Linked DNA regions of Mus musculus: region 1 is linked to region 2. The links are chromatin contacts, found by POLR2A ChIA-PET in ENCODE. All regions are on one chromosome and are shown on one strand. The core of a region is the stretch at or near the end of the contact, and the rest is flanking DNA. Distances in the headings are between cores, read along the strand shown.

Evidence for each region. ChIA-PET counts read pairs that join two places held with the same protein, here RNA polymerase II (POLR2A).
Region 1: POLR2A ChIA-PET joins it to region 2 with 25 read pairs in Patski. The contact joins the promoter of Son here to the promoter of Ifnar1 in region 2. POLR2A ChIA-PET finds 5 or more read pairs at or near these places in 4 of 5 experiments (Patski and embryonic stem cell).

The regions. Positions count from the first base shown.
Region 1 is chr16:91,646,292-91,652,833 of GRCm38, forward strand. Son (Son DNA binding protein) reads left to right here and starts at 1,533. Exons shown (of 12, transcript NM_178880.4): 1 at 1,533-1,693; 2 at 5,339-5,505. The coding sequence starts at 1,617. It overlaps Gart (phosphoribosylglycinamide formyltransferase), which reads right to left and starts at 681. Exons shown (of 22, transcript NM_010256.2): 1 at 593-681. It overlaps Gm36712 (predicted gene, 36712), which reads left to right and starts at 5,477. Exons shown (of 1, transcript NM_001370901.1): 1 at 5,477-6,542. The coding sequence starts at 5,769. The coding sequence ends at 6,125.
Region 2 is chr16:91,483,473-91,490,042 of GRCm38, forward strand. Ifnar1 (interferon (alpha and beta) receptor 1) reads left to right here and starts at 1,743. Exons shown (of 11, transcript NM_010508.2): 1 at 1,743-1,944; 2 at 6,224-6,347. The coding sequence starts at 1,872.

The DNA of each region.
Region 1 (6,542 bases), core at 283-2,782, 160 kb after region 2:
AAAATCTAACTTGAATAAGAAAGCAGTGCAAGAAGACAATTTTCATTTTACTAGTCAGGATCTGTGAAATAGCAGGACTGGTCTCTTCACCAGCAGCGGCTGGGTGCCTGGGCTCCGGTGTCAAGGCCTTACTAGCCGGGAGACTCGGAGAGTCTTTTGTAACTTCTTGGGTGTCAGTTAACTAACAGGCAATTTATAGCGAGAACAAGAGAATAGGGTAAGGAGAGAATAAAAGAATCGGTTAAAACCACTTCCAAATATTTGTTTTGAAAAAGTAGAAACCAAATACGAAAGTGGTCCAGGTAAATGGTTAGTTACTGTGATAAAACTAGAGCGGATAAAAAAACCATCGGTGTACAGGGTCTGTCTTTACAAGGCAGAGATGCACAGAAACCTGGACCCGGCCTCAGAATTAGAAAGCTGGGAAAGAACTACCTGGCCGACCTCCATCAAGGCCGTGCAAAGCACGTGGGCTTTTCGCCAGTCACGCCAGTTTCGTTTCAAGAGTAGCACCGGTCGCTGAGGTTAAACCCATGGGTCAAAGCGTTTAGGCAGTCCACGCATCATCTTAAGAACTAAGGCATTCACGCACCTGCAAGCCCCGCCACGCAGCTCCGGCTCGCACCCGCCACTCGCACCCGCCGGAAGTTGGCCCGGGGAATCCAGCGCGCCCCGGCCTCTGCCCCGCCTCCGATGGACTCGGCTGCTCATTGGCCGCAGCCCGCCTAGGTCCCCGCCCGCGAGGCGACCCGTGGGGGTTCCTCCCGCCTTAGGGTGCGGTCGGAGCCCGCTGCCTAGCCGGGCTCAGAATCCCTGGCACCACGATTAGAGCTGATGATGCTCGTCAGGGGCTGTCACTTAAGGTCCCTGCGTTTACCCCAGAGCCTCCTACACTGGGGGCAGAGCCGAGGCTGCCTGACTGTGGCTGCTCACCAAGCGCCAGGGCGGAGCGGCCAGGGCTGGACTCCGGAGCAGCTCAAGCGCACTGCGTTTAGAACGCAGGTCGCTCAGACGCTCCAGCCTTTGCTAAAAACTACGCGAGGCCGGTTATAGCAAGCATCGAGGCAGAATGGGAATGGCTCCTTTCCAACTCATAGTGGGGACGCGGGACGGGGATTTCTTTCTCATGCACGTCTCCCTGACCAAAGTAAACTTGGCGCTTGCAACAAACGCGTTCGAGCTCCGTGCCGGACAAGCCGAGGCTTTTCTCGTCCCCCAGCTTTTTTTTTTTTCCATGGCCTCTAATCTCAGGCATTTACTCCCTATAGAAAGCCTCTTAGGAGTCCCCGCAGGCTGAGGGGATCAACAGCCGAAGCTGTCGCGGTCGCCTCGGGAGCGACTTCTCCTGTAATGGCGCCTGCGTCAACCACTAACATGGCGGCCGAGTTCGTGCGCGGCGCAAACGTCAGCAGCTCTACCCCGGCGGCTCAGAAACAGCGGAGGAGAGCGGGCCGGTGTTCGCTGATTGGCTCGTGGGTGGAGCGAGCCCGTGCGGACGCTCCCTCACGAGCCAATCAGGAAAGGGATAAAAGGAATTGGCCGCTGCGCCTCCTCCCGAGGCATGCTGGGAGCCTGGAGGACTAGCGAGGAGTAGTTGAGAGAACGGAGCGGACGCCATGGCGGCCGACATCGAGCAGGTTTTCAGGTCTTTCGTGGTCAGTAAATTCCGGGAAATACAACAGGAGCTTTCCAGGTAAACGCTTCCCAGACTTTTCTGCTCCTCGCGGGCTGTTAGGGCTTCATCTAGCCTCCCGTGGCATCTTTCACGGAACGCCGTCGTTTCTCGGCTCAGGCCCCGCTACGGCCCCGCCTGGGCCTGGGATCCATTTTCCGCCCCCCCCCCCACCCCCCCAGTTCCCCGTTCGTTCCTTTCGCGAAAGATCGTCTCTTCCGCGGTGTCGCACACGCCGTTTCTTTCTTCCAGTTAAGACGGTCACCTTTCCCTCGTTTGGACACCCCCTACCCTCCAGCTACTCGGAGGCCCGGCGTCCACCAGGGACGGGCCTAGTTCCCTTCCCAGCTCCTCCTCCGCCGCCGCCTTTCCCCTCCCCCTCCCCGCCTCCGCGCATTTCGCCGGCCGGTGTCTATGGCCGGAAAGGGTCTCTAACGGCCGCTTCTTGGGTAACCTTAAAACTTCTTTATTATTGTACGCTTGCGATCGTTTGGCCACCGCAGTCTATTTATTAGACGATTTGGGCCCCGGTTACTGCTCTGTGCTTCAGACCGGATTAGCACTCTTTTCACAGTTGTAAATTGAAACATCTCAGTTCGATGTAAGATACAAGATCAAATATTCGAGAGGATGATAGGAGGGGGCTTTGGAACTGCTGGATGCGTAATTTGATTGAGTAGAAAGTGGAGTATGTGTTATTTTTGTTATTTTTCCTTGCTACCCCGACTTAACGGACGGATTTTTGTCACTGCCAGTAGACTTCAGAGGTTAGCCTTGGTTCTCAGAATTTAATGTTGAAGAGATCTCCTCAGTTGTTTACTTAGGAAAATAGTGTGGGTTATGTTATAACTTAAGGAAATATTCAGAGGTAAATATTTTTTACTTTTATTTTTTAACGAATGGTTTAAGTTGAGAACAGAGCAATACATAAGTTAGAAAAATCATCTGATAAGCAGTTGTAAATTATATGCCCAAATTACCTGGGACTGTGGATAGAATAATGTTAATCATATTTTATTGCAGAAATTGTTTTTTTTTCAAGATAGGGTGTTTTTGTTTGTTGCTGTTTTTGTTTTCTTTCTTTTTTTTTTTTTTCTTTTTTGTGGACAGGCTCTAATGTCATGGCTTACAGCTTTGTAGCTGAAGCTGCCCTGTTGTCATCTTTCAATCAATGGTGGCGTCACAATTTTTTTTTTAAATAAAAATATTTATACACTGTGTTGCTTTTTAACATTTTGAGACATTGGGTATTTTTTTTTGTTTGTTTAATGAGATGAAACATAAACTAAGGGAATATCATTTTACCTGGAAACCTTTGATTTTTGAGTCAGGGTCTCACTAGGTAGTCCTGGCTGACTTAGAATTCACTGTGTAGATTAGGCCGGCCTTGCCCTAATAGGAATCTGCCTGCCTCTGCTGGGATTAAAGGCCAGTGCTACCACCATTCTGAAACTCAAGCAGTCTCTTGTACTGGTTGTATTTACTTTTTTGTAGGGTGGGGGTTGGAGACTGGGTTTCTTTGTGTGGCTCTGAAGACCAGGCTGGCCTTGAACTTTAGAGATCCACCCGCCTCTGCTTCTGTAAAAGGCTTGTGCCATCGTGCCCTTTTAATGTGTTTTCTCTTAGTGTGGTCATTTTGTATTGTATTTTAGACATAATAGATTATGAGCAGGTTTGTCCTTCAAAGTCTCAATTATTGGAACACTTTTCATAACTACATAAATTCCTTTTTAGGATATTTATTGTTGGACAGATAAATGGTTTAAAATTCTAACTGCTTTTTAGTAATTGTAATTAACATTCTGGTAGCTTTAAGGAAAATTATTTTTTATAGATTGATTTGACTTTTCTTTTCTTTTCTTTTCTTTTCTTTCTTTCTTTCTTTCTTTCTTTCTTTCTTTCTTTCTTTCTTTTTTTTTTTTAAAGAAAGCTCTCCCTGCCTCTGCTTCTGCTTCACAGTGCCTGAATTGTCCTCCTGCCCAGCCCTAGATGACTGGAACAAACCTCTAATCCTAGTGCTCACAAGGCAGAGGCAAGAAAATCAATCCCTGTGAGGTAGTTGGTCTACAGTAGTGAGTTCTAGGCCAGACAAAGTAGAGAGACCCTATCTTAAAAAAAAAAAAAAAAAAAAGTGTAAGTGAGAGCATTAGAAAAACCAGCCTGGTTTATGGCATAATCAGTATAAAAACATTTTTTTTTAATTTGCCATTTGAGTGAGCTACTTTCCCCCTATTTGCTTATATATCAGTATAGGTGGTGAGACTAACACACAATTTATTGCATACAGTTTTTTCCTCCATTTATAGAAACAATAATAGTCCTGGTTGTGGACTCTTGTTAAAATTTCATGGTTTTTAAAAATAGGTGGCAGGCCAGGTATGGTGGTGCAGGCCTTTAGTCCCAGCAGATGGGCAGAGGTGGGCACATATCTCTTGAGTTTTAGACTGCCAGGGCTACATAGTGAGGCCTTTGTCTTGGAAATAAAACAAAAGAAAGTGGCACTAGTATGTATGTATTTAGAAATGTTATTAGCCTAACAAGGTTTGTGTGTTAGAAAACCAATCATTCCTCACTAAAGTGTTCTGTTTCTTTAATAAAACTGTTAGCAGGTAGCAGTTTTATGTGCATTCAGGTAGCAAAATTCTAATTCAAACTGAATGCATTTTAAATTTTTTGCAAGTTTATCCAAAAATAGTAAAAAATGTTTATGTGAATGACCTTGTTTTATCTATGGTGATGCTCTGGCCCTGTGATCTGAAGACAAGCTATTGATCATTTTACTATTAGTATAAATGAATTGCCACTTGTTCTGTGTAAAATTCTTGAATTTCATAAGTTGTTTAGTAAGCAGACTTTTAAGTACAAGTTTTTTTTTTTTGTTTGTTTGTTTGTTTTTTGGTTTTTTGAGACAGGGTTTCTCTGCATAGCCCTGGCTGTCCTGGAACTCACTTTGTAGACCAGGCTGGCCTTGAACTCTGGAATCCGCTTGCCTCTGCCTCCCTAGTGCTGGGATTAAAGGCGTGCACCACCACGCCCGGCACATGGTTTTCTTTTTAAAATTTACAGCATTTCAGTTACAGTCTGAATATGAAGAGGCTACAAGCAGCCCTTTACACAGTGTTTGCCTGGATGGTTTGTGATCAGTGCACAGTGTGGCTTTCTACCATAATGCTTGGTCGTCTGTTTTTCTTTGTGAATGTGAATTAGCTCATTGTTACTTAGGTAACTGGAAGCTTTAAGTTGTTTTAATCATAACAATTATATTTTTTTCTTTTTCTTTCTTTATTTTTTTGGGGGTGGATGGGGGACGGGTTTTCTGTGTTGTCCTGGAACTTTCAATGTAAACCAGGCTGGTCTTCAACTCAACAGGGATCCTCCTGCCTCTGCCTCCTGAGTGCTGAGGGAGGGCTGGGATTAAAGGCCACCACTTGTAGCTTATCTTATTTTGAAAACACAGTTGGACGTCTGATTTTAAAAGTTCTTTAACTGTCTTAGTTCTTGAAACTTTATGTACTAATGGCAAACATCTGAAATAGAAAATCTTGAGGCTTATGGGTAGCATAATATAATGTAAGATCATGTTAATTACGTTATTAATGTCGAATTACCGATTTATTATAGTATGATGGAAGTATTAATGAACTTTGAAATGTTTTTCTTGTCAAGTGGAAGGAGTGAAGGCCAGCTGAATGGTGAAACAAATCCACCCATTGAAGGGAACCAGGCAGGTGACACAGCTGCCTCTGCAAGGAGTCTCCCAAATGAAGAAATAGTGCAGAAGATAGAGGAGGTCCTCTCTGGGGTCTTAGATACGGAGCTGCGGTACAAGCCCGGTAAGCTGACGCTCACTGTCAGTTTCAAAAATCTTTTGAAAAATTTGAATGTTAATTGCACTATTTTTAGGTTATTTTTTTCATAGTGTCTTTGAAAATAGTCTACTCAAACAGGGGCATTGAAGTTCTTGTTTCACTGGTAAAATAAGATTTTTCTTTTTATTTAATTCAATTTTGTTGTAACTCAATGTCAGGATTTTTCTGTGTATTTTCTTTGAAGGGTTGTGTAAATAACTCGTTTAAAAGTAGCTCTTGGAGCCATAATGATCCTGCAACAGCCCCTGGAGCAAGGTCCCCCAAATCGGGACCCACGGGCCACCACTGGGGTGACTCGTGGACTGGACGCCAGGGAACCTTTGCACAGGCAGTTCCTGTCTGAGGAGAACATGGCCACCCATTTCTTCCAACTCAGCCTACGTAATTACCACCACTACTGCAGCCCCCCTGTGACTTTTTCCGAAGCCCTGCCACCACTCAGGAGCCCTTGCCCAGAGCCACTTCTCTGGCGCTATACCAGGAGCCTGATTCCTGAAGCCCTCAGGCTGCTGAGGCTGGGGTATACCCCTAGTCCCTACTACCCTGCATCCCCAGCTGGGATATCATGGGGGTCTGGGTGTTGATGGCCTGTGTCCCTCCCCATCTTCTTCCTGACATCAAACACCAGCAACTCCTAGAGAGGGATGAAGTCCTTCTCCAAACCAGGTGCCTGGCCACCAGGACCTTCCCCCTGACAGGAGGACACTAGCTTGGTGGAACCCTCAGTGAGAGACAGCTTGGGACCCCATTAGTGATAAAGACCTGTGAGCAGTTAAAAAAAAAAAAAAAGTAGCTCTTGGTGTGTTTTTCCTCCCTTAATTTTTGTTTGGTACATTTGGGTGTTTGCGTGTACTGAGCCACACATGTGTGGTTGGGGCTGAGGAAAGCAAGAGGAGGAAAGTCTTGGGTCCCCCAGACTTGGAGGATGGGCAGCTGTAAGAACAGTGTAAGCTCTTCAGCAGATTGTTCTAGCTCTGAAGTGTCAATTTTATAAGCTGCAA
Region 2 (6,570 bases), core at 493-2,992:
CAGGAAGGCCAATGGAACAGGTCAGAGGACCTGGAAATAAGCTGGCAAACCGTGTCCCCCCGCCTCTAGAGAAAAGAGGCAAAACCATGGGGATTCAACAAATGGTGCTGGCAAAACTGGACATCCACCTGCAGAAGAATGAGGTTATGGCTTTCACTTTATACAACAGCCAGTGGATCAAAGACTTTAAAACCTGAAGCTTGTAGCCAAAAACACTGGAAATACTGTTCATGACACTGGGGAGGCAAGAACTTTCTGAATGGTAACTAACCCCAAGTCTCAACAGATGGGATTAGTAGATTCATGAAGTTACAGAGCTGAACATCAAGGGAGACTATCTGTGCATCACACAGGCTACAGGATGGGCAAAAAGCCTGTCCAGCTATACCTCAGACAAGGCTCTGATATCTCAAATTCATAAAGAACTTCAGAAAATAAGGAAATGAATCTACCAGGAACAAATGGCCCAATAAATCGAACACAGTTTTCAAACGCTGAAATATGCACCCAGTAACTATCTTTAAAGAACTTAATGTCCTGAGCCACCAGCAAAATGCACACTGACACTGCTTTGCCATTCTACCCCACCCTAGTCAGAATGGCTGACAAGAAATCTGACGAATGATGGTGAGGAAGCAGAGAGGAACTCTTTTTTTTTTTTTTGAGACAGGGTTTGTGTGTGGAGCCTTGGCTGTCCTGGAACTCACTCTCTAGTCCAGGCTGGCCTCGAACTCAGAAACCGCCTGCCTCTGCCTCCCAAGTGCTGGGATTAAAGGCATGTGCCACCACGCCCGGCATAACAAATAAGTTTCTTACTTTTTTTTTTTTTTTTTTCTTTTTTTGGTTTTTCGTGACAGGGTTTCTCTGTATAGGCCTGGCTGTCCTGGAGCTCACTTTGTAGACCAGGCTGGCCTCGAACTCAGAAATCCGCCTGCCTCCGCCTCCCGAGTGCTGGGATTAAAGGCGTGCGCCACCACGCCCGGCCCAACAAATAAGTTTCTTTATAAGATAGTAATCAGACAGAGACGGAGTTAAGGGGGTAGAGAGAGGGCTCAGTGGTTTAAGGGCACGTGCAGAGGACTGGCGTACAAACATGGTAGCTCGGAAGATCAGTAACTTTAATACCAGGGTATCTGCGCTCTACTGGCCTCCATGGGTACCAGGCACGCATATATGTACGGTGCACATATATGCATGCATGCATGCATGCAAAACACTCATACACATAAAACCAGCCTAAAACCACATTATTAGACAAAAGATCCAAACGCTGCATAATTCAAAACCCAAAGATTGAGCGAGTCACAACAGCAAACCATCCCACAAAATCAGGGAATCAAGTATAAAGATCTTGTGCAGTTGAGATAAAAGTGTTGCCGGCGCCTTCCAGGTCCCAGAGTCATTTGATCCACGGCCTCCAGGGATCCCCACACCAGGATTCGAGCCAGTGGACTAGTAACCCCCGGGGCAACGCCTCCGAACCCCCTCCGGACAAAAACAGGAAGCTGAGCCCGGAAGGAGGAGGGGCTGCGCAGGCGCACTGACTGCACCCCGCTTTCCTCTCAGGAGTCTAAGGACAATGCTGGGCAGTCTTTCCGGAAGTGGGGGCGGAGCGTGGCAGGGACCTCAAAGTCCCCAGGCCTTGACTGGACCGCGCCCGGTACTTTCCGAGCCGCTTGCTCGCGGAGAGAGCGTGGCGTCAGCGGAGAAGCTGTGCTGGGTGGAGGGGCGGGGGCGTTCACGGAAGGGGCGGGGCGCTGGAGGGGGCGGGGCGTCGCGGAGGGCCTAGCTGCCCAGAGGTAGTCTCCAGCTCCGCGGTGCTGCTGAGGAGAAGGAGGAGAATGTGAGCCGCCGCCCGGCCTCCCAAGACGATGCTCGCTGTCGTGGGCGCGGCGGCCCTGGTGCTGGTGGCCGGGGCGCCTTGGGTGCTACCCTCAGCTGCAGGTGAGCCGAGGGGCCTGTGCGAGGGCCGGGCACCATGGAGGGAGAGCTGGGCGCGGGTGACCAGAGTCCGCGACGCCCGCCCCCTGCGCCGCTCTTCAGCCTGAGGACGCTACCCGGGCCGAGCCTCAGGGCTGCTGGTGGGCGGGAGACCAGACAGCAGCAGAAATGCGCTCCCAGCCTAGTGCGGTTTGTCCCGGGCTGAGAGGAGTGAGGTGAGAGGCCCCCTAACCGGCCCGAAGTCAAAACCAGGAAACCACTGGGCTAGTTACATCGGGAGAATGCCCACTAAGGGGAGAGACAAGAGTTTTCATAGTGATGTGAGGAACCTAAAAAAGACGACCTAGCCTCACTCCTGGAGGAAAGTTCTGATTCCTCTTAGAAATCTGTATATCTGGGAAGTAAGTGATTGCCCCAAGTCTCACCCCGAAGATGGCCCATTTCTGGCTAGACGTGCATGATGTACATGCAGGCAAAGTGGTCACACATATACAGTAAATCGGAAAAAGACTATTATGAACAGAATACTGTAACTGCTACAAATGCTCTTGGGTCTTTTGTTAATCTCATGAGCACATTTGCTGCTCTTTCTGCACAGAATCAGTAAATCCCAACAGTTGGACTGGAGATCAAGCTAAGAGGATACGGATAACAGGATAGAGTCAGTTTAGGGATGACATCAAAGACTCCGTTGGTGGTACTGGAAGTGTGGCTCAGTGGTAGTGTGCACTTAGCATAGACAGCACTGAGAAACTGACAACTCAGAGTGGGGAGACTTGATGGATAGCTCCTGGTGGCTGAAAAGAAAGAAATTCAGACATCTCAGATGCATCCTCTTACATAGGATGTAACTAGAGGCAGTTCTGTAACCCTCTGGAGTAGAAGCTTGACAGGCGACATGACATGATAGTCTGAGGCAGAAGTTTTCAAAACAGGAGATAACAGTGGAGCCAGACATAGCGTTAAAGGACACTTTTTAAAGTTAAAGCCTCGTTCGGGCTGGAGAGGCGGCTCACAGGTAAGAGCACTTATTGCTCTTGCAGAGGGACCTGGATTGGTTCCCAGCACACAGTTGGTGACTTGCAACCTTCCCTAAATCCTGCTTTGTTCCAGGGGATTGGAATACACTTTTCTGACTTCCTTGGCTATGGGGCACATGTGGTGCACACACAAATGTGCAGGCAGAACACGTATACACATACAGAAAGTCTTTAAAAAACTTGCCTTGATAAGCAGGCATGGTTGCATCAGTGTCACACAAAAAGGACTTTACATCACATTTTAACACAAAGGAGTGACTCTGCTTTGCAGTGAAATTAAAAAATTTATTCTGAAATGTGAGACATACATGTTAAAGGAGTAAGGGGGCCTGTTCTCGGAAGAGTCACAGGTCTATTCTCTACCTACTTGTCCTTGAAGTGTTAGGTTAGTGTCTCAGTTAGGGTTTTACCGCTGTGAACAGACACCATGACCAAGGCAAGTCTTATAAAAGACAACATTTAATTGGAGCTGGCTTACAGGTTGAGAGGTTCAGTCCATTATCATCAAGGGAGGAGCAGGGCAGCATCTAGGCAGACATGGTGCAGGCAGAGCTGAGAGTTCTACGTCTTCATCTGAAGGTGGTTAATGGAAGACTGGCTTCCAGGAAGCTAGGGTGAGGGTCTTAAGCCCACGCCCACAGTTGGAAGACCACACCTCCAAATAATGCCACTCCCTGGGCCAAGCATATTCAAACCATGACTGGTAGATTCAAACGACCAGCAGTGGCACTTGTTTCTGAAGGCTCTGGAGCAGCCTTTTTCCCAAGCCTCCTCGTGCCTGAGGTGCAGATGGGCCTGAGCTCTCACTCCTATTGGAGGAAGAAGCTGTCTAACTATGGTCCTTGCTTGAAGTGTCCTATCGTGATGTAGCTTCTTTGGAAGTGTCTAACCCACACAATTAAGGCTATGAGAGACAAGGCATTATATATTAATAAAGGCTCGATACAGCTAGATAAAGCAATGACAGAGGTCTGTGTACCTCATGTTTCAGCTGTATGCCATTTGCAGTATGGTGATGAAACCTCGCTGTCCTCCCTGGGATGGGGATCTTCCCTTTGTCCAGGATGTCCAGATAACCAGTGAAATCATAGAGATTATTATATTCTAGAAACCCTCTTATTTGTCTAATAATGTCCCTTGTCACCCCAACTCCACTGTAATCACAGTGTGCCATATTTATTTTTATCATCTTATCGGGCCTATCTTGTTAAACGTTGTCATAACTGTGTACATACGTACGTAGGAACGAATCCAGATCGAGCTGGACTCTTTTTTTTTTTTAAGATTTATTTATTTATTATATGTAAGTACACTGTAGCTGTCTTCAGACACTCCAGAAGAGGGAGTCAGATCTTGTTACAGATGGCTGTGAGCCACCATGTGGTTGCTGGGATTTGAACTCTGAACCTTCGGAAGAACAGTCGGTGCTCTTACCCTCTGAGCCATCTCACCAGCCCGGAGCTGGACTCTTTAACTGCAGTCTGAGGCATCCACTGGAGGTCTTGGGCTACAACTCCCACGTCAGAGGGGGCTGCTGTATACTTTCCTATGTTTGAATAAATTCTGCCCTGGGTCTGGAGATGGTTTAGTGACTGTGTAATTACACTTGCAAAAGACCTGGGTTCAATTCCTGACACACACACTTGGTGGTTCACACCCACCTATAAGTGCAGTTGTAGGAGATCTGACACCCTCCCCTGCCCTCCATGGAGTACATAGACACATGCAGGCAAAACGTTCTCACATAAAACAGAACACATACATCTAATTTAAATTTTTAAAAATACAATTGTTATTTCCCGAGATTAAAATATATTTATGCTATGTCCCAGGTTCCTTTCTTCTTTCCACACCCTCCCACATAACACACCACTTCCACCACCAACCCACTCTCTTACCAAACTCTTGCTCTGTGTGTGTGTGTGTGTGTGTGTGTGTGTATGTGTGTGTATGTGTTCATCTGTATTCCTAAATAAATGGTTAACAACCTTCTCAGTCTGTATGCTACTTGTGTGTATGTTTCCAGGGCTGTCCGTTTGATGCTGGATAACTGAGCTCTGTGTTCTTTCTTCCCTGGAGGAGACTATTTTTCCTGCTCTCAGTTGCCTGTAGTCCACCGCCACCCCTACCCACCTGCCAAGGATTGAGGCCTCCAGAGGTTTTCCCTTTCACATTAACATGTTGGCTGGTCGTGTGCTTATTTGGTCCATGGCTAGGCAGTCACATAGATGAGACTTTATGGGTATAGCCTCTGACATTTCCAGGAGATAGAGTCTCACAGCAAAATCCTTGTTCTTCTGGCTCTTAGAGTCTTTCAGCCTCCTCCTCCACAATGATCCCTGAGCGGTAGGTGCAGGAGCTGAACTGTAGGTGAATCAGTAGGGACTGGGCTCATATTTTCTGTTCTGGTCTCCATCTGTTGCAAAGAGAAGTTTCTTTGATGATGTGTACTGGCTGGCTTTGTGTGTTATCTTAACACAGCTGGAGTTATCACAGAGAAAGGAGCTTCAGTTGAGGAAATGCCTCCATGAGATCCAGCTGTAAGGCATTTTCTCAATTAGTGATCAATGGGGGAGGGCTTATTGTGGGTGGTGCCATCCCTGGGCTGGTAGTCCTGGGTTCTATAAGAAAGCAGGCTGAACAAACCAGGGGAAGCAAGCCAGTAAGAAACATCCCTCCGTGGCCTCTGCATCAGCTCCTGCTTCCTGACCTGCCTGAGTTCCAGTCCTGACTTCCTTTGTTGATAAACAGCAATGTGGAAGTATAAGCTGAATAAACCCTTTCCTCCCCAACTTGCTTCTTGGTCATGATGTTTTGTTCAGGAATAGAAACCCCAACTAAGACAATGTATGAGAACTATACTTACTTGTGGGCAGAAGGAAAAGTATTTAGAATATTGTTAGTGCTTATGCTGGCTTTAGTAAAGTGAAAATGGTAGGTTCTCTTCCAAGACTCCTGCTGTCACCAGCCATAGGCATTTGACAGGGTTCCAATACCAGTCACAATCTCTGTCCTACTGAGCAGATCTTAAGTCTAGAGAACTGTAGTTACCAAGGTACATGTGCCACTATTACCCTGGGGTTTCTGTACCGTACTGGTCATTACTGTGGTTTGTAGGCATCATAGCAGGAAAAAAAAAATGAAATGAGTGCATTCAGTGATGTTGTTGATGTGATTAATAACAACTTATAAAATATTTTTACAGCATATAAGTAATAATTTGTTGCTTGTTGGTTTTATAGGTGGAGAAAATCTGAAACCTCCTGAGAATATAGACGTCTACATTATAGATGACAACTACACCCTAAAGTGGAGCAGCCACGGAGAGTCAATGGGCAGTGTGACCTTTTCAGCAGAATATCGAACGTAGGTGACTGATTGGCTTGCTGGAATGATAGGTGTCATAATTTCCTTTTAATGTGGGAAGCATTTGGTTGTTTTCAATCTAGGAAATGTTATGTCTCTTGCACATAATGTTTGTAACTTTATCTCCGTGGAGACTGAGCTGAGATGAAGGGCTGGTGGATGACCGAGCAAGTAAAAGTGCTTGCCCCACGCCTGACAGGCTGAGTGGATTTCCAGAACCCAC